2 separate regions of the Mus musculus genome follow, and region 2 is linked to region 1. A link is a loop called in an ENCODE intact Hi-C map of the cell type or tissue named here. Cell type or tissue: heart. All regions are shown on one strand. Links, peaks and the distances in the headings refer to the core of each region. The heading gives the core; the rest is flanking DNA. Region 1 holds the start of Gm39360 (a long non-coding RNA gene). Region 2 overlaps Smad6 (SMAD family member 6).

Region 1 (8,876 bases), core at 594-8,593:
AGAAGAGCGGATGGGTGTGTTGTCCTCAACAGAGGCCTCAAACAATGAGGCTGCTGGCTGTGGACAGAAACCCCTACACCCACGAGCCAAAATAAACCTTCTCTCTTTGGGAGCTTCACTCTGCGATAGAGCTGATGTGGGCTTTCTGAAGTCACATGGAAGGGCAGTCATAATGTATCCCAGCTCTTGGTCACCCAGGATTTGGTTTGCAGGGCCCCACCCCCTCCCTGTCACCTCCCAGCCTGTCTGATTTGCCTGTACCAAAGAATAAAGGCAGAACCTTGGGCCCTCCTTCAATCCCCAAGGACTCAAAACAAACCCCTTACACTTCAAGAAAAGCTGGCCCAAGCCCTCTCTCCTTTGCTGATCTAGCCACCCGTCAAACCACGCTTGTCTTCAGTCACCCAGGCCAGGAAACCACACTGTGCCGCTTCACCCAGCTGGCTCCAACCTTGTCCCAGAGCAGGCTGGCTCTGCAACTCTGACCTTCTCTCCAAGCCCCCTCTCTTAGGCCATGAACCCCAGCCTAAGCGGTTTCCATCTCGATGTTACTGTGGCCAAGAAAACAGGAAGTGTCTGAGTCACCCCTTGTCCTCCTGGGCTTTGCCTCTTTAGAGTCAGGGAAGGACAAGGAGGGAAGAGGTTGGCTTCACAGAGTGCGAACCTCTTGCTGGGATCTCTCTTTCAGCTTGTGGGACCCAAGAGCCTTACTCAAGTTCTTGGGACTAGAGAAGGACATTGCCTTAGGATATGGACTTCAAGAGCTGCATCCTGCACCCTGCCAGTTGTGCGCCGGGGCCTTGGCTGGTGCCGCTCAGCTGGGGACACAAGAAAGCTTTAAAAGTTTTATTAAGCCAGGGTCACCTGCAGCCAATGCTGGCCACAAATTCCCCAGGTAGCTAAGGCTGACCTTGAACACCTGACCTTTCCACTCCTATCTCCCAAGTGCTGGGATTGCAGTGTGTGCCGTCCCTCTCAGTTGTGCCGTGCAGAGGATTGAATCTAGGGACTTGTGCAGCACACTAGATGAGTGCTCTACCAAGCTGAACTCCAGCCCTCGGTTTCCTGAATGCCTTTCGACCAGTTTTCACCTCTGCAGAGTGAGGCTAATCACACACCATGAGGTGATTCTGTGAGTATCACAGTCACTGGACTCATAAACTCAAAATCCTCTTGTCAAGCCCTATGCCATCCAGGCACAGTTCTGGGCACTGGAAAGAAAATAACAGCAACAGCCACGATGGCATGGACAGAGAGGGTCCCCTGTCACATGTCTCTGAACTCACAGGCTGTATGAAATAGGCCTTAGGACTTCGAAGCCACCATCTGCCATGCTCCCTCATCTCCCCAAACCGTCTGATGGCTAGCAGAGACACACTGACCCTGAGGTCCTCAGAGGTCCTCAGTTGCCATCCTAGAATTCCCCCTCCCCCAGCAGATGCTGATCCTTTCTCCTCCTTGTCACTGTGGGCTATGGGATGGGGAAGGAGGAGAAGGGGACCCTGGGAAACCCAAGTCCTGAGCTATCCCTCAAAGGAACACACATCACATCACACATAAGATAATCTTCCCTACCAAGCTGAGGTATGGTTCATGCTAGCATTTGGGTCACTATGGCCTAATTCAGGCTCTCTAATTCAGTCGGTTACATGTGGCAAGTGGCCCCCGTTATTGGGCAGCTCAGGTTCAACCTAACCATAAAGTCCCAACAATAGCATGACTACAGTTGAGTGCCATAGACGCCACTGGCTGGTGATTAAATGTGTGGGATTTTGTTTCCTTTCTGCTCCACTTTCTTTCTTTCTTTCTTTCTTTTTTTTTTTTTTATAAGATTTATTTATTTATTTATTATATGTAAGTACACTGTAGCTGTCTTCAGATGCACCAGAAGAGGGCATCAGATCTCATTACAGATGGTTGTGAGCCACCATGTGGTTGCTGGGACTTGAACTTCGGACCTTTGGAAGAGCAGTCAGGTGCTCTTACCCACTGAGCCATCTCACCAGCCCCTCTGCTCCACTTTCTTGGGGAAGAACTAAGGGGCCTTTGCGGGTGTTAGTTCCACCTGTTCCAGAAGCTTAATGTTTGCCTCAGAATCCTGAGTCACAAGGGAGACCATCATGTCTAATTCAAGAAACAGGAAATGGGTGAGCCTTTGTGTGTAAGGATCAAAATGGAGGGGCTGGAGAGATGACTCAGCAGTACTGAGTACTGGCTGCTCTTCTAGAAGTCCTGAGTTTAATTCCCAGAAACCACATGGTGGCTCACAACCATCTGTAATGGGATCTGATACCCTCTTCTGGTGTGTCTGAAAACAGCTACAGTGTACTTACATACATAAAAATAAAAATTTATATATATATATATATATATGTTTATATATATATATATATATATAATGCAGAAGTTTGGGGTTAGAGCTGTAGCTCAGTTGGTAGAGTGTTTGCCTGGCATGTATGAAACCCTGGGTTCAATCCCTAGCACTGCATAGAATTTGGTGGTTCATGCCTGTAATCCCAGAAATCAAGAGTCAGAGGCAAATTCAAGGTTATCCTTAGTTATATAGCGAGTTTGAGGTCAGCCCAAGCTACATGAGACCCTGTGTCTGCGCTCCAGTGTGTGTTTGCAGTGGGTCACTTGTTACCAGAAGGATAGGGAGTGGGATCTGGTGATGACTGGCCCTGACCAGCTGACCCTCTTCTTGGCATGAGTGACAGGAAGGTTCTAGAAAAAAGCGACTGACCTGGAGGCTTCTTCCTTTTCTGTCGACATTTCTTTTTAGCTTTTTCCTGTCAGCCATCTTCTCTGCTTGTCCCAGGACCAGTGAGCTGAGAGTCCAAGTGGAAAGGCCAGAGTTCGCCTGCATGCCTGTGGGATGCTTCGGTCTGCAGAGCTCTTAAAGGTGGGGCCTGGGAGAAGGGGTTGCAGCATCCAGTTTGCTCACCTGAAGGCCAGCCGCACCTGGGGAGGCCCTTTCCCCGTCTGCGTTTTGTGACTGGGTGGCTCTGGCCACCTGCCTGTGGCTTCAGATGCCAGCCCCTTCCACTCAGCGTGCCTTGTGAGATGTATATCGGCAAATGATAGAGATTTCCAGGCTGAGGAGGCTGCAGCAGGCTGTTTGGGGCAAGGGGTGGGTAGCTAGTGCCTGCAGCCAGGCTTTATAATGAGGCAGTCATTCCGGACAGGTGTGTGGGGAGTGCTGAGTCTGGCAGGCCAGTCTCCACTTTCAGCAGGATTTAGTCAGGGTTCAAGCAGCCCTCTCTCTCCAAAGCCTGAGATAAGTCCTTGGCAAGAGTCTAGGCTTCCTTTTGGAGTAGAGGGAGGAGAGGAAGAGATGAGCAGAAAACCATCTGGGCTTTAAGGGCTCTCGTGGTCCAGGTGGGCAAATCAAGGCCTCTGGGAAAAGAGGAGACGTGTACCGATTCAGGCTCTGTGTGGAATGCTTTCCTTCAATGTTAAAATTACGTGTGTGTGTGTGTGTGTGTGTGTACAATCTTGTGAGGATCAGAGTACAATCTATGGGAGTCAATTCTTTCCATCTACCGTTTGGATCCCAGGGAACCAAACTCAAGTCGTTAAGGCTTGGTGGCAAGTGTCTTGCCTTTGTAGACCAGGCTGGCCTCGAACGCAGAAATCTGCCTGCCTCTGCTTCCCAAGTGCTGGGATTAAAGGCGTGTGCCATCACCACCCAGCTTGAACATTCTGTTTAAACTGGTTCTTCACCTCTTCCAGAGGTGGGGCTTGTCGCCACATCACAGACGGAAAAAAAAAAAAAAAACAAAAAACAAAAAAAAGGAAGGCTCAGAGGCTGGCGTGAGGGTAGGGCACTTGTGGAGGCTGAGGCCGTGTGGTAGAGCTAGTCTCCATATTGGCAGGGGCACCTGAAAACCTCCAGACTGGCTCTCTTCTCAGCTGCTCCCCTCTCCTCAGGATGGGGCAGAGGTACAGGTTGGGTGGGCTGGCGGTGTGAGCCTTTGGTGGTCTGTTATTTGGAGCAGAGGGGCAGTTGGCGTCTGTCCCTGTGCCCAGGTGTCGTGGGACTCAGCTGTTTGCTCCTGACTTTTGTGTCCCTTTCAGATCCAGGATCAGCTGTGCCTTTGAGGTCTCAAAAAAAAAAAAAAAATTAGAGGCACGTGAGATACTCACAGCCCCATGCCCTCCTACATACTGAACTTTCTGGGTACCTTCCTGACCTCCTTCCTTAGTGGGGAGAATGCCCATTGTAATCCTTGAGGTAGGACAGTATTCTTAGAGACCCTGAGGGGGTCTTGCTGTGTGCTTCTGTGCTTGCTGGTGTACATTATTAGCCATAGGGGATCCTAGCTTACGGGGTTCTGTGGCTCAGCCAGACTAAAGAAGTGCTCTCTCTCTCCCCCCCACCCCCCTCTCTCTGACTTACTGTAGGGGATGAAGACATGTCTCACTACTTAAGAGCACTGGATGCTCTTTCCAGAGGACTCAAGTTTAATTCCCAGCACCCACGTCAGCTCACATATCTCTAACTCCAGTTCCAGGGCTTCTGACACCCTCACACAGACATACATGCAGGCAAAACACTAATGAACATAAACTAAAAATAAATTATATATTTTAAAAAACGTTACTGTGTGTATACACACACACACACACACACACACATACACACACACGTGCTTTAGGTGAGTGCTGGGAAGGGTAATACAAGTTCAACCACTGGACCAGTTCTTCAACTTCTAAGGAAGCTTTCTTAACTTCTGTGTTTTCTGTGTACACTGATGGAGCCATGGTAGCTGTGTGCGTGCGTGCGTGCGTGCGTGCGTGCGTGTATTGGTTTTCCCCAGACCAGAGAGGTACCTGGAAAAATGCACTTCCAAAATGTTCTAGAACTGGGCCATCCTGGGTGTACTGAGATGCGCTGGTCCGCTTGTTTTTATTACTCCGGACCTGTTGTGGCTGCCCTGGGGGGATGGGGGGGGAGTTAATTCTGCATTCTGTGAGAGGGACCAAGACTTGGAATTTGATTTGTGGGCACCTGAATCCTGGAGCAGGCTGGATCTAGCCCTCCGTGCTGTTCTCACCTGGAGGGTGGTGTGTGTGTGTGTGTTTGTTTGTTTTGTTATGCTTTGTCTGAGGTCTTGCTTCATAACTTGGTCTAGCTTGGAACAACTTTGTAGACCAGGCTGTTTTGGAAATGTCAGAGATCTGCCTGCCTCTGCTGTAGAGCTGGGATCAAAGGTGTGCACCCCACACCAGGCTTGAGTTGTTCTAAATAACAACATTCTTGTGCAAATTTGAGGACAAGTTAAACTGCTACCTCCACTTTGCCCACGGGGATTGGTATGTATTTCCCGGGACACTTGGCTGAGCTGCCGCTAGGAGGCACTCACACCCTGCCCTGGCAGCACTTCTGGCCGGATGGCAGCAGAGAGCAAGCTTCTAGGTTAGGGGTTCCCAGCCTGTTACCCTGGCCCAGTGAACTTCAGTCACCAGGCTGGGAATCCTGCTCTTGAAGAGAGGGCTCTCTGAAGACCCATTCTTCCCAGAGTGGCCCAAGGGAATCAGGTAATTTCTGATCAAAATTGTGAGGAAGATAAGGAACTTATGTTTGGGAGACAGCTATGACTCTCACTGCTAACCTCAGGGTGAGTCCACTTAGGGTCAGGGACCTGAGTAGTGGATCAGAATACCAGAACAGAGCAGCCAGCCCCAAATCACAGCTGGCTAGCCACTTTAGCATCCCACAGGCAGGATGAAGACCCCTAAAAATAGCTGACACAGCCTTCTGCTCACCTCTCCTGAAGGGGAGCCTCACAGAGAATACAGAAATCTCACTTGCTGCACCCACCCACACTTCCCAGCCCTGGTGCTGCTTGCCTGGTGTCTTCATTTTCTAGGCCCCCTCCTTTCCTCACAGATGAATTGGGGATTTGGGGGGCTTCTGCGGAAAGGGAGAATGGTCAGGAGACTCCTGTGAGCAGAGCCTGTTAAACCCTGCAGATCCTCTGGCCACTCTTCGTCTCTGATGCATTCTTCTGTCCCCAAACCTAAAAGGTAGGTAGCAGCCTGACTAACGTAAGTATGTTCCAGGAGGGTAAGTTCTGGACCTGTGTTATTTGCTGCAGTCCTCAGAGCCCAGACCAGAGCACTATATGTGGTAGGCACTTAATAAATATTTGTAGCTGACAGTAGGGCTGGGGCAGCAGATGAATCTGGAAAAACCCGAGAAACAGGCAGGGAGGCCTCTGACACCATTTCCCTCCAGAGTCTCGTGTTGATTCTGCTATCAACCTTCTAGATGACCTGGGCTAAGTTCTTTCTGCTCCCTGCGCTTGTTTTCAGAGCTAACTTGAAGGCCTGAGCTCTGCAGGCACCAGGCCTGATTCTTGCTCATCTTGGAAAGCAGGCTCACCTGTCTTGAGGGAAGGATCTGGGATGGGAGGAGGGATGGGTTCCAAGTTTAGGTGTTCCAGAAGGGAATTCGAGTGTCACAGGTGGCTATGACTCTACAGGAACCGGGGCTGCAGCAATATCCTCCTGCTACCTCTAGGGACACGTCTTTCTCTTTAAAATATCCCCCCCCCAGGGAGGTAATTTTGTCATTTTCCTTTATTTATTTCTGTGGGTTTTTATCTATTTCTTTTCAGTGTATGTGTGCTTTACCTACCTGTACGTCTGTGCACCACAGTGTGTGCCTGGTGCCCAAAGAAGTCAGAAAAAGGTGTTGGACCACTCAGAACTGTGATCTTCTGTGTTATTTGTTGTTCTTGTGTATGAACGTGTAGGGGTGCGTGCACACATGCCACAGAACGCACGTAGAGGTCAGAGGGCAACTTGTAGGACTCAGTTTTCACCTTTTAGTTACACAAGTGTCAAGAATTGAACCCAGGTCATCCAGCTTGGCTGCAGGTGACTTTGCCTAGTGTGCCATCTGCACAGGTAGTGCTGGGTTGTTTTTTTGTCAACTAGACACCAACTAGAGTCACCTGGGAAGAGAGAACCTCAATCAAGAATATGTTTCTAAGCTGGGCGTAGTGGGGCACACCTTTAATCCCAATACCTGGGAGGGAGAAGCAGGTGGATCTCTGAGTTCCAGGCCAGCTTGGTCAATATCATAAGTTCCAGGACAGCCAGGGCTACATAGTGAGACACTGTTTGGTGAGGGGTGGGAAGGGAAGAAAAGAAAATACTTCTATCAGATTGGTTGCTGTCAAGCTTCTGGGGGTATTCTTGATCAGTGATTGATGTGGGAGGGCCCAGCTCACATGGGCTGAGCCACTAGTATTCAGGTGGCCCTGGGTCGTATAAGGAAGCAGACTGAGCAAGCCATGGGGGACCAGCCAGGAAGCAGCATTTCTCCCTGGTCTGTTTTTCAGTTCCTGCTTCCAGGTTCCTACCTTGATAGTATCCTATAAGCCAAATAAATTCTTTCCTCCCTTAAATTGGTTTTGGTCAGTGTTTAATCATAGCAACAAAAACCCAACTTGGACAACTCCCATCTTAGGTAGGAACCCTGGACTGCAGAGCTGTGGTCTGGTCAGCAGACGGAGCTGCAGGCATACACTCCTCTCAGTATACAAACCCTGCAAGGGCCATCAAGGCCAGGCCCAGCAGAACATCAGCCTAAAGCTTGGGGACAGAGGTCCCCAAGCTCTTGTGGAAGGTCCAGGCCACACGTAAGGCCTGGATTCAAAGCGTCAGGGAAGCCCTGGGGCCTGAGGGAGACAGGAGGGCGACATGCTGGGATTTTACATGGCTCTGTGATTTTGTAAGCCATGAAATCAATGTATTAGCACTTTGTGCCTCTGTCTTCTCCCCTGCACCGTTCTTGAGTCAGTTGACAGATCTTCTCACCCTTAGTCTGATAGAGCTACATATGTAAGAAGCCTGATCTTACAGCCATGAAGTTCCTGGGCACTGTAACAGTGTGTTTGCTGTACTGTTTAAAAGGAGAATTCTCTGAAAAAGTTCCAGCTTTGTTCCCCATCCTAGACTCAGTACTGTCTGTATCAATCATGAAAGAAGCACTAACCACCCCCTTGGATCTAAGAATACTTACAACGAGGGGCTGGGGACATGGCTCAACATTTAAGAGTACTTGTTGCTCCTTCAGAGAACTGGCGTTACATACTTAGCACCCCAAGAGCTCCAGGAATTGAATGCCCTTTCTTGACTCCATGGACATAGACATGCATGTGTGTGTGTGTGTGTGTGTGTGTGTATGCACTTACACAAATAAATAATTTAAAAATATTTAAAACAAAAACCGTGCTTTTGTGAACATTACAGCATTGTATGAAGGTTTATTGTTTTGTTTTTGTGTTTTTTTGTTTTTGTTTTTGTTTTTTTTTTTTTCGAGACAAGGTTTGTCTGTGTAGCCCTGGCTGTCCTGGAACTCACTCAGTAGACCAGGCTGGCCTCGAACTCAGAAATCCACCTGCCTCTGCCTCCCAAGTGCTGGGATTAAAGGTGTGTGCCACCATGCCTGGCTGGTTCAGTTTTTTTCTTACTGCAAATGGTATCTACATGACAGGTTTCTCTTGATTTTTGGATACAAGCATGCATTTATTTGCAAGGCAGCTTTCTAAAAGTGTAATTAACATGTCAAAAACCATACATGTTTAGCTGGGCATAATTCCAGTACTTGGGACGTAGGGGCTACTGTAGGAGCTCAAGGCCATCCTCAGCTACATATTGAGTTTGGGGCCATCCTAGGCTACAAGAGACCCTGTTTCCAGCAATAAAAATAAACAAAACATAATGCTCATATTTAAAATGTTCTTAGGCATCTTCTAGATGACAAACTCAAATTTAATACATTTATGTATTCACTGAGGACCTGATTTTTTAGTGTGTCTAGAGCAGTGGGTCGAGACCCCTTTGGGAACCCAACAGTCCTT
Region 2 (8,876 bases), core at 410-8,409, 140 kb after region 1:
GGCTGGACTTTGCACACAGGCTTCCTTGCTCCTGATCCAGTGCGTGAAACCCATGCCCTCTGCGGAGATACCACTGGTCCCAGCTCCATTGAGCGGTTTCTACTGTGACATGTATAAGTCACTTCACCTCTTTGGACCTCCCCTCAGTCGTCGGTCCAGTGGACTTCCTGTTCCTGGGCTCCCCTCTCTTCTTGCTGGCATTCTCCCTTTCTGTACCCATCTCGCTTTTGCCAGCAGAGCAACCAAGTAGCCATGTGGGGCGGGAGGACAGCACGGTCTCCACACTGGAGACCCACAGTTAAAAGAGCCCCTGCGGTGGGCCCGGTGCAGGCCCGCAGCAGCGGTGGCCAGATCTCTTGTGATGTAATGAGCGATTAGGAACTTCCTCTTGGAAGCCAGGCTTCCTCTGGGAGCCCGAGGTGCTGGCTCTGAGGTGGGGGGTTGGGGAGGTGGGGGGGAGCTAGGAGGAGGAAACTCCTGTCAGCTGGGCCAGCCCGCGTTCAGCAGAGGCTCGCTCGGCTGGCTCTGAGCTGCTGACCATTAACGTGGCCCTGTGTGCATTCTTTCTCTGCTTTTCTGAAGCAGCCAGGGGCAAGGACAGGCCCTCCCTCCCCTGTGAGGAAGGCCAGGACCATTAATGAATGCTGCTGGCTGGACTGGCTGCAAACCTGAAGCCATTTCTTCGGCCCCAAAGGACAAAGGAGAGTTCCTTGGAAACTCGTTTCTTCCCCTCAGTTTGATAACAAAAACTACTTATCTAATGGGCAAATAAGGCTTTAAAAGGGGTGTTAGGTTAACCAGATGCAGGGCCTGCGTAATTGTTCCCAGGCTCTGGAGCCACAGATGAAACGCTGCCGGTTGGATGAAGGGAACTTGAAGCCACAGGCATGACTTGGGACAGAAGAAAGTAGTTTTCCAGGAGAGTGGGAGGCCCCCATGCAAAGGGCTGAGAGAAAGCCCTAGGCTGATTTCCAGTTCTGCCACCAACTTGCTGTGTGACCCCTGAGCTAGTTGCTTTCTGGATTTTAGAGAGCTGGTCTCTTCTCTTCTCGGCACGCCACAGGGAGTGGATTTGGTTCTTGTCTGAAGCTTACTGCCAAGCAGTCTTTATTGGTTGTTTTTAATTGGTGGCAAGGACGGTGGTATAAGCTAGGGAGATGTGAAGCCCAGCAGATATTAGGGATACGGTGGGGACGGACCACCCCACAAACCTCCCGGGAGTGCTTTGTCTTCTCGCCAGACTGGGACATGTTTTGGTCCCTTCTTGGGATGGCCCACCCTGGGCATTTGTGGTCAGAAGGCGGAGAGAGGGCAGGAGAAGACATTTCACTGTGTTCGTGCTTTAGCTGGATCCTGTGAGGGAGCACACCACCGCGCTCCTGCACTTTGTTTTGACAGAAAATTGCTGATTCGAATAAGCTTAAAGACATTTCTTGGGATTCCACCGCTCTCCACCTCCTCCGGACTCCAGCCAGCCCCCTTGAGGTCCAGTACCCCCCTCCCACACACACAAAATTACATGTTGGTCTCTAGGCACCCTGGCTGGGCAGAGAGCTCTGGAGGAAGGCATGGCAGACTGTGGCTGGGCCGAGCAAGGGAGACGGCCTTTGTTGAGGCTGTTTGCCTGGTGCTCAGAGAAGGCTGCCACCACCCTCTGGTGGCAGGAATGTGGGTACCTCTGGGAGACAATGGGGGCGAGGGGCTGTCACCTGGGGGACCTTCTGAGACTCCTGTAGATGTCAGTAGCTACAGCCAAAACCTGCTTAGCCTAGTGTTTAGGTTGTGGTGACTCTTCTGGGGTGTATATATACACCCCGATTCCCATCGTTCCTGTCTTGGAAGTTCTCTCCTTCCTGTGTACCTACTCCTCAGGTTATCAACTGCCCTGATTCTCCTCCTCCTCTTCCTCCTCCTCTTCTTCCTTCCTCCTTCCTTTTCTTTGTATGTATTTACTGCAGTCTTAGGGGATGGAACCTGGGGCCTTGAACATGTAGCCCAGAACTCCTCACTGAGAGCTGCCGCCCACCTTTGCTATTGCATGTTTTATCAGCTGTTCTGCCTATGGAGAACTTCCCGCCTCTGCCTTTCAGTGGATTTTCTGTGTGTGACTTCCTTCTCCAAGCAGGCGCACTTAAGGGTGGTCCATTCTGCTGTGCGTTTGGTGTTTGTGGAGTTGGTTGGTTCCTTTCTTTGCTAACCCGTGTCCCTGAGAGAGCCACACCATCCCCCTGTTGGAGACCGGCTGAGCAGGGCTCCCAGCAAGGGACTGGCTAGAGTTTGCTGGGACATAGAAATTCAGAGCTGCACATTATAGCTACTTCCTCGGAGAGGACCGAGGCTGAGAAAGGAGGCAGTTAACTGATCCTGGCTAGAAGGCAGGGCTCCCAGCGTTTCTCCTCCCACCCACCCCTCCCAGCGGGACCCGTTGCTGGCTGGGAACTAGGCCAGGCCCTGAGCAGGCCAGGGATTGGGGAGGGGAGGGAGGAGGGAGAAGCGTGAGTTTCGGTCAGACCTCGGTCACCTTTGATGTTGCTCTGGTCTGACTCCCCCGGTATTTATTTGCAATTAAAGAGATGGTTCCTAATTAGGCTGGTGGCTGTGGAAGATGACAGGGCCAGAGCTTTGGAACCCCAAAGAGAGAAGGCTCTTTCTACAAGACACTGTCCCTGATGAGTAGAGTAGGGCCATGTGGGCTCATGGGTGCAGCCTGCCTGCTCTACATCACTGAAGCACACCAGCGCACAGCATACAGGTCTCCACAAAATTGAGTTCTTGGAGCTTGTGAGCGTTGAGCATGGAGCCACAGCTGGGCTCATTCTAGATCGTAAGTGTTCTTTCCATCCCTTCTGTTACAGGGCAGGTCGGTCACCACAGGTGCCAGTCCAGGAACTAACCGAGGTGCTTTACAGAGAGTGTAAAGGGCCCTCCCACTCACAGTCCTCTTGGAGCACCTCGAAGCTTGAGTCCCCTTGCCTGGGTTGTTGCAACAGGCCTGGAGCCAGTGAGCGAGATGACGGTCTCTTTCTGTGTATGCTTGATTTACTGTTTGAGTTTCTAGAGAGTCCAACAGTGGCCCCCGGTGAGCAGAGCCCTCGATGACTGATAAGTTCTTACAAAGGAAGAGAGGCGAGGTTTGGGTACATGGAGAAGCTTGCCAGTCAGGTGGCTGCAGCCATGTGTTTACCTCATTCAAGGATTTTAAGTCCTAGTCCCAACTTTGCCATCTCTGATGGGTGGCCTCAGGCAAATCATTATAACCCGGGTGCCACCTTCCAGAGATAAGGCCACTGAGGTCCACGTGTGGAACCCACAGGTCCTCTCTAGACCAAGGTTTCTTTAGTTTGTGTCAGGAGGAAATGTTTGAAAACAAATACCCACAGGACAAAACCAAGCAGATTGATCAGTGCTGTAGCTACCCACCCCATTCCCACTTAAACGTGGGGCTTGGGCATCAGTGCCATGGCTACCCACCCTATTCCCATTTAAACGTGTGGCTTGGGCTTGGGTGTAGCTCAGTGGTAGAGCTCCTACCAAGCAAGCCTAAAGGCCTGGGTTCACTCCCTCCCTCTCTCTCTCTCTCTCTCTCTCTCTCTCTCTCACACACACACACACACACACACACACACACACACGGGATCGGGGGAGAGACATACTCCCTCTAGGGAGCCCTGGGTATCCCTGCCAGGTGAGGTGATCCTGAGGAGCTCTAAAGCTGAGGGGGTTACCTTTAAGTCCTTGCCCACAACCCCTCCACTGTCCTCAGACCTGAGCCCACCTTCAGATCAGGCTTCCTGTGTGTAAGATACACAGACATTTGAGATGAGTTTTATTTCTTTTCTTCCCCTGCTTTAGTGTGTTCAGAGTCCCCGGGATATTTGCAGCCTTGGAGAAGGACCCCGAGAGGCCTGAGGCCCTTTGTTCATATGTGGGGAGTAGGCTATCCCCAGAGCCACTGACCCACAGTAGGCATGTGGTCCAGACCCAGAGAGGATGCTGTTGTAAAGAGAGGGCCTTACAGGGCAGCAGAATTTGGAAGCCAGTCAGCTTAATTTCCATAGGGTTGGAGATAGGTCTAGCCTGGACATCAGAGGCATATGGCAACATCCCTGTGAAGGATCCTGTGGCCAGGCTAGGGATCAAACAGGTACCTGAGAGAAACGGTAAGCCCCACTGGACTCCTAGCTGCAAAGCCTTCTAGACATTGGCAAGAAGAAAGTGTTCCCTCCCTGCCTATGGCTCCTATGCACACTCTCTGACTTGAAGCTGCTATTTTGACCTTGACACAAGGCTACTTTGAAACTAGTAGTCCCTTTCCTCAGTGAGACAGTGAAGTAAGCACCCACGGGACTCGTAGGTCCTTACAGCAGTTGCTATTACAGATAGGGAAACTGAGGCTCAGAGAAGGGAAGTGACCGGCCCAGTGAAGTTTTAATGAGGCGCCTGCCTGACATTCTGCCCTTTTGGTAAACCTCTTATCTCCAAAAAATATTTACATTAGGATTCATAACAGTAGCAAAATTACAGTTAAAAAGCAGCAATGAAAATGTATGGTTGGGGGTCACCAGCACAGCGTGGGGAACTGGGTTAAAGGGTCTCGCATCAGGATTAAGAACTACTGGCCTGAGGATGGAGGAGAGCGCCCTCTAGTGTGGCTGGCTTGGGACCTGGGTGTAGCTCAGCAGGAGAGAAAGGGTACTGCATTTCATCATTGGCACCACACACACAAAGGTTTGCCCTCTCCGTGAGGCTGGCTCCAGAATTCTGGGGTGCGCAATCGGGAATTCAGTTCCCTCACCCGTGAAGGCAGTGCCTAGCTCATAGGAGGGGCCCAGCGATGCCTGGTACCCACCCTAGCTCTGCTCCCAGCATCCTCGGGGTGCTGCACACAGCTTCTTAACCTCACTTGGCCTGGCTCACTAGAGGAAGTCTCCCTGGCTGCGAGCAGTACCGGAAGCTCATGGCCAGTGGGCACGGCCTTGTTTTTCTGGCCCTCAAGTTTCCCAAGCCTGCGCCAGGTGGATGGGTATTGAGAGGAACAGTGGCTTGGCAGGATGGAGTTCAGGACCTCGCTGATCCTGCTCTCCTGCCGTGGGCTTGAGCTATGTATGTGCACTCACCAAGGGCACTTAGTTGGGGATAGCCAGGATCCCCTTGACTCCCCTCCTCAACTGTAGCTAGCTTTTGCCTGGTGTGAAGATTTGACTGTCCTCAGACTGAGGGACCTGTGGCTGGCTCCTGAGTGATGAACGGGCCTGTTCGTAGAGACCCTGTGCAGTCCGAGGTAGCAGCCAGGCAGCCTTCTCTGTGTGAAAAGAGGGTCCAGGGCCCTCTGGAGACTCAGGACTTAAGTGAAGGCTGCAGAGCTGGCCTCATGGCACTGGTAATGAACAAAGCCACTCATCCAAGGTTAGGTTGGTTGTTGGACAAGTCCCCTGGGAGGAGCTGGGTGAACGTGGGTTCTGTGCTCAGAAGGCTCCGGCCAGAAGCAAGCATGGCAGATCATATAATTTCAGTGGACAGCCATGGTGAGGTGGGGGCCCACAGCAAAGATAGGATGCCAGAGACTTCATCTCAGAAGTGGGCTATGCCCAACAACAAGAGCTCCGAGACTGCCTTCCAAGGCAGACTTGGCTATATCAGGTCCCCACATGTGTGAAAACCCCCCAAGTGGAGTGGGGCCATGTTTCAGGCCCATCTAGACAAAGTGCAGGTCACTGCTTTGCTATACAGTGGGGAAACTGAGATCCGGAGTGGAGCAGGACACATCCCAGAACTAGACATCCATGCACATCCTTTGGAGAACAAAGCCCTCTTTTGTTGTTGTTGTTGTTGTTGTTGTTGTTGTTGTTGTTGTTGTTGTTGTTGGTTTGGTTTGGTTTTTCCAAGACAGGGTTTCTCTGTATAGCCCTGGCTATCCTGGAACTCACTCTGTAGACCAGGCTGTCTCCAACTCAGAAGTCCACCTGCCTCTGCCCCCCACCCCAAAGTGCTGGGATTAAAGGCATGTGCCACCATCACCCAGACAAAGCCCACTTTTTAAAATAGCACTTAGCAGCCACAAGTAAGGTGGTGGTTGTGGGCCTCAGGAAACCTGAAAGTCAACTTGGTTAAGGAGCACAGGAAGTCTGAGGCAGGGGAATGCCATCAGTGTTCTTCTGGGGGAACAGGGGGAGGGATGCTTGCCCAGGCTGGTTTGAAACATCCTGCATCTTCTGCCTCCTGAGTACCTGGGACAGCAAGTGCATGCCACCGTGCCAGATAGCGTTATGTATCAAAGGCTAGCAATGTGTGCAACCAAACCTTCCTGTAAGATCCCAACCTCACTTCTGACCTGTGCTGGATCCAGCCCCTTGAGGGAGCTCTGTTGGGGTAAAGTCCTGGACTGAGGGGTCTGAATCACATTCCAGTTTGGCCTCTGTGAACCTTGGGCAGGTCATGATGACCTTGCAGATGGGGTCTTCTAAGATTGCTACACTTGCTTGGTAGATTGTGCTTGTTGGTGTTTATCTCTCCTAGTTGTTGTAAAATTATAGTGGACAGGAGCTGGATGTGGTTCATATCTTTGTGTCCCAGGGGCTAGCACACAGTAGGCACTCTGGTTTGCATACTGTAGATTCATCATCCTATGTGGGGCGGAATGAGATGGTAAAGATGCTTGTTGCCAAACTTGAAGAGGTTTGATTCTCAGTGCGCTCTCACCGCGCCCCCCCCCCCCATTAAAACGTATTTTTTGAGAGAGAGAAATTCCCACTGTGTGCTAAATTATTTGGCAGCCTGGCACACAGTGGTTGCTCACATACTGGTTGATCTTGGAAAACTTTGCCCAGCCTCCCCCCCTCTCCCCCAGCAATAACCTTGCCATATCCTATGCTTGCGTTGCAGATGCCAGCATGTCTCCGGATGCCACCAAGCCGAGCCACTGGTGCAGCGTGGCGTACTGGGAGCACCGGACACGCGTGGGCCGCCTCTATGCGGTGTACGACCAGGCTGTCAGCATTTTCTACGACCTACCTCAGGGCAGCGGCTTCTGCCTGGGCCAGCTCAACCTGGAGCAGCGCAGTGAGTCGGTGCGGCGCACGCGCAGCAAGATCGGTTTTGGCATACTGCTCAGCAAGGAGCCAGACGGCGTGTGGGCCTACAACCGGGGCGAGCACCCCATCTTCGTCAACTCCCCGACGCTGGATGCGCCCGGAGGCCGCGCCCTGGTCGTGCGCAAGGTGCCACCGGGTTACTCCATCAAGGTGTTCGACTTTGAGCGCTCAGGGCTGCTGCAGCACGCAGACGCCGCTCACGGCCCCTACGACCCGCACAGTGTGCGCATCAGCTTCGCCAAGGGCTGGGGACCCTGCTACTCGCGACAGTTCATCACCTCCTGCCCCTGTTGGCTGGAGATCCTACTCAACAACCACAGATAGCAATGCGGCTGCCACTGTGCCGCAGCGTCCCCCAACCTCTGGGGGGCCAGCGCCCAGAGACACCACCCCAGGGACAACCTCGCCCTCCCCCCAGATATCATCTACCTAGATTTAATATAAAGTTTTATATATTATATGGAAATATATATTATACTTGTAATTATGGAGTCATTTTTACAACGTAATTATTTATATATGGTGCAATGTGTGTATATGGAGAAACAAGAAAGACGCACTTTGGCTTGTAATTCTTTCAATACAGATATATTTTTTTCTTTCTTTCCCTCTTTCCTTTTTTAAAGAGAATTATACAGTAGAACTAGGTGGAAAGCCTAGGTTTGGTGTATGGCTTTTTTAAAAAATATTAATGCCCAGACCAAAAAAAAACAAAACAAAAAACAAAAAAACTAATACCAGTCACTCTTGATAATAAAGTGTTTGCATTATAGTTTTTTTCTTTCTTACAAAGAACCTTCAGGGCTTCAGTGGGCTTTTGGGGCCAAACTGAACTTGGTTTCAGTATTTATTGAGTCTGAAGCAGAGGGAGTCAGCAGGAAAGGGAGCTGACAGGGTATGGTGGGATACGCCTGTAATCCCAGAACTGGTTGGGAAGCGGGGACTGGAGGACCAGTAGGGTCAAGACTATCCCAGCTATGTCAGAGTTCTGGGCTACAAAACAAAGGAGAGATGTGGGGGTGGGGGATATATTTATACATAAGAACCAGATAAGGGTTTGTTCTTCCTTGCCCATGGCTGGGGTGTGTCCACTAGATGGGGGAGGGGTGAGGAAGTGCATGCCAGTTGGATTAGGGAGGCTCTGGTCCCTGCAGCCCATCTCAGAGCTCTGAGCAAACTAGAAAATACCATGTCTCCCCACAGTCTGGGGAAGAAAGAATGGAGGCCTACTTTCCAATCTCACACCCAGGAGTGAGGCTTCTTTTAGGACCTTAATAGGATACAAACGCATACACCTGCACATACCACACTCAAGAATCTGCCACACGAGCTGTGTTAAAGGTATATGAAAGGCAGGGAGTATATTTCTGATTCAAAAATGGGACATGTTGCCATTCTAGATGGAGGAATGGCTAAGTCATGATAGAGCTGGTGGTCCAGTGATCCATCACACTTTAGGACCAGAGTTATATGAGAGCAATTTTCTGAAAGATACCCTCACAGAAGGGCTCTGAGACCTCTGTAACTTAACACACTGCATCAAGCTTTAAGTCACTACTGTTCCTCACTGCCCACTATGGCTGTGGGCTACGAGATCTGTTCCATGTCCACCCACAGGGCCGATTCCTCTATAAAGGGTCTGCCCCTCGGAATTCTCATGACAAGGCATTCCCAGAGCCCACCGTTCCTGGGACTGACCTAGCTGGAAGCTCCTGACTTGCACAATCACCAGGCCTCTTACACTTCCTACTGATCACATAAACCCTTTCTACTTGTACGTGTGGT

What was found. Peaks named below come from ENCODE experiments on the same cell type or tissue, not always from the same donor. Only the 100,000 strongest peaks of a DNase experiment are listed, where the experiment ranks them.
Region 2: it touches region 1 in a loop (4-fold over the local background); 2 of 42 quality-filtered maps call a loop at or near these places.

The regions. Positions count from the first base shown.
Region 1 is chr9:64,097,136-64,106,011 of GRCm38, reverse strand. It overlaps Gm39360 (a long non-coding RNA gene), which reads left to right and starts at 5,457. Exons shown (of 3, transcript XR_870861.2): 1 at 5,457-5,541; 2 at 5,977-6,030. In heart, for the core only: a CTCF peak has its summit at 7,519; a DNase peak (open chromatin) is centred at 5,361; H3K27ac peaks cover 1,374 bases.
Region 2 is chr9:63,952,063-63,960,938 of GRCm38, reverse strand. Smad6 (SMAD family member 6) reads left to right here. Exons shown (of 4, transcript NM_008542.3): 4 at 6,883-7,863. The coding sequence ends at 7,415. Among named protein-coding and RNA genes, the nearest start is that of Gm36033, 12 kb to the right of the region's middle. RefSeq lists an enhancer at 1-2,624. In heart, for the core only: CTCF peaks have their summits at 1,669 (motif pointing left) and 4,667 (motif pointing left); DNase peaks (open chromatin) are centred at 1,258, 1,618, 2,448 and 4,758; H3K4me3 peaks cover 2,215 bases; H3K27ac peaks cover 7,142 bases.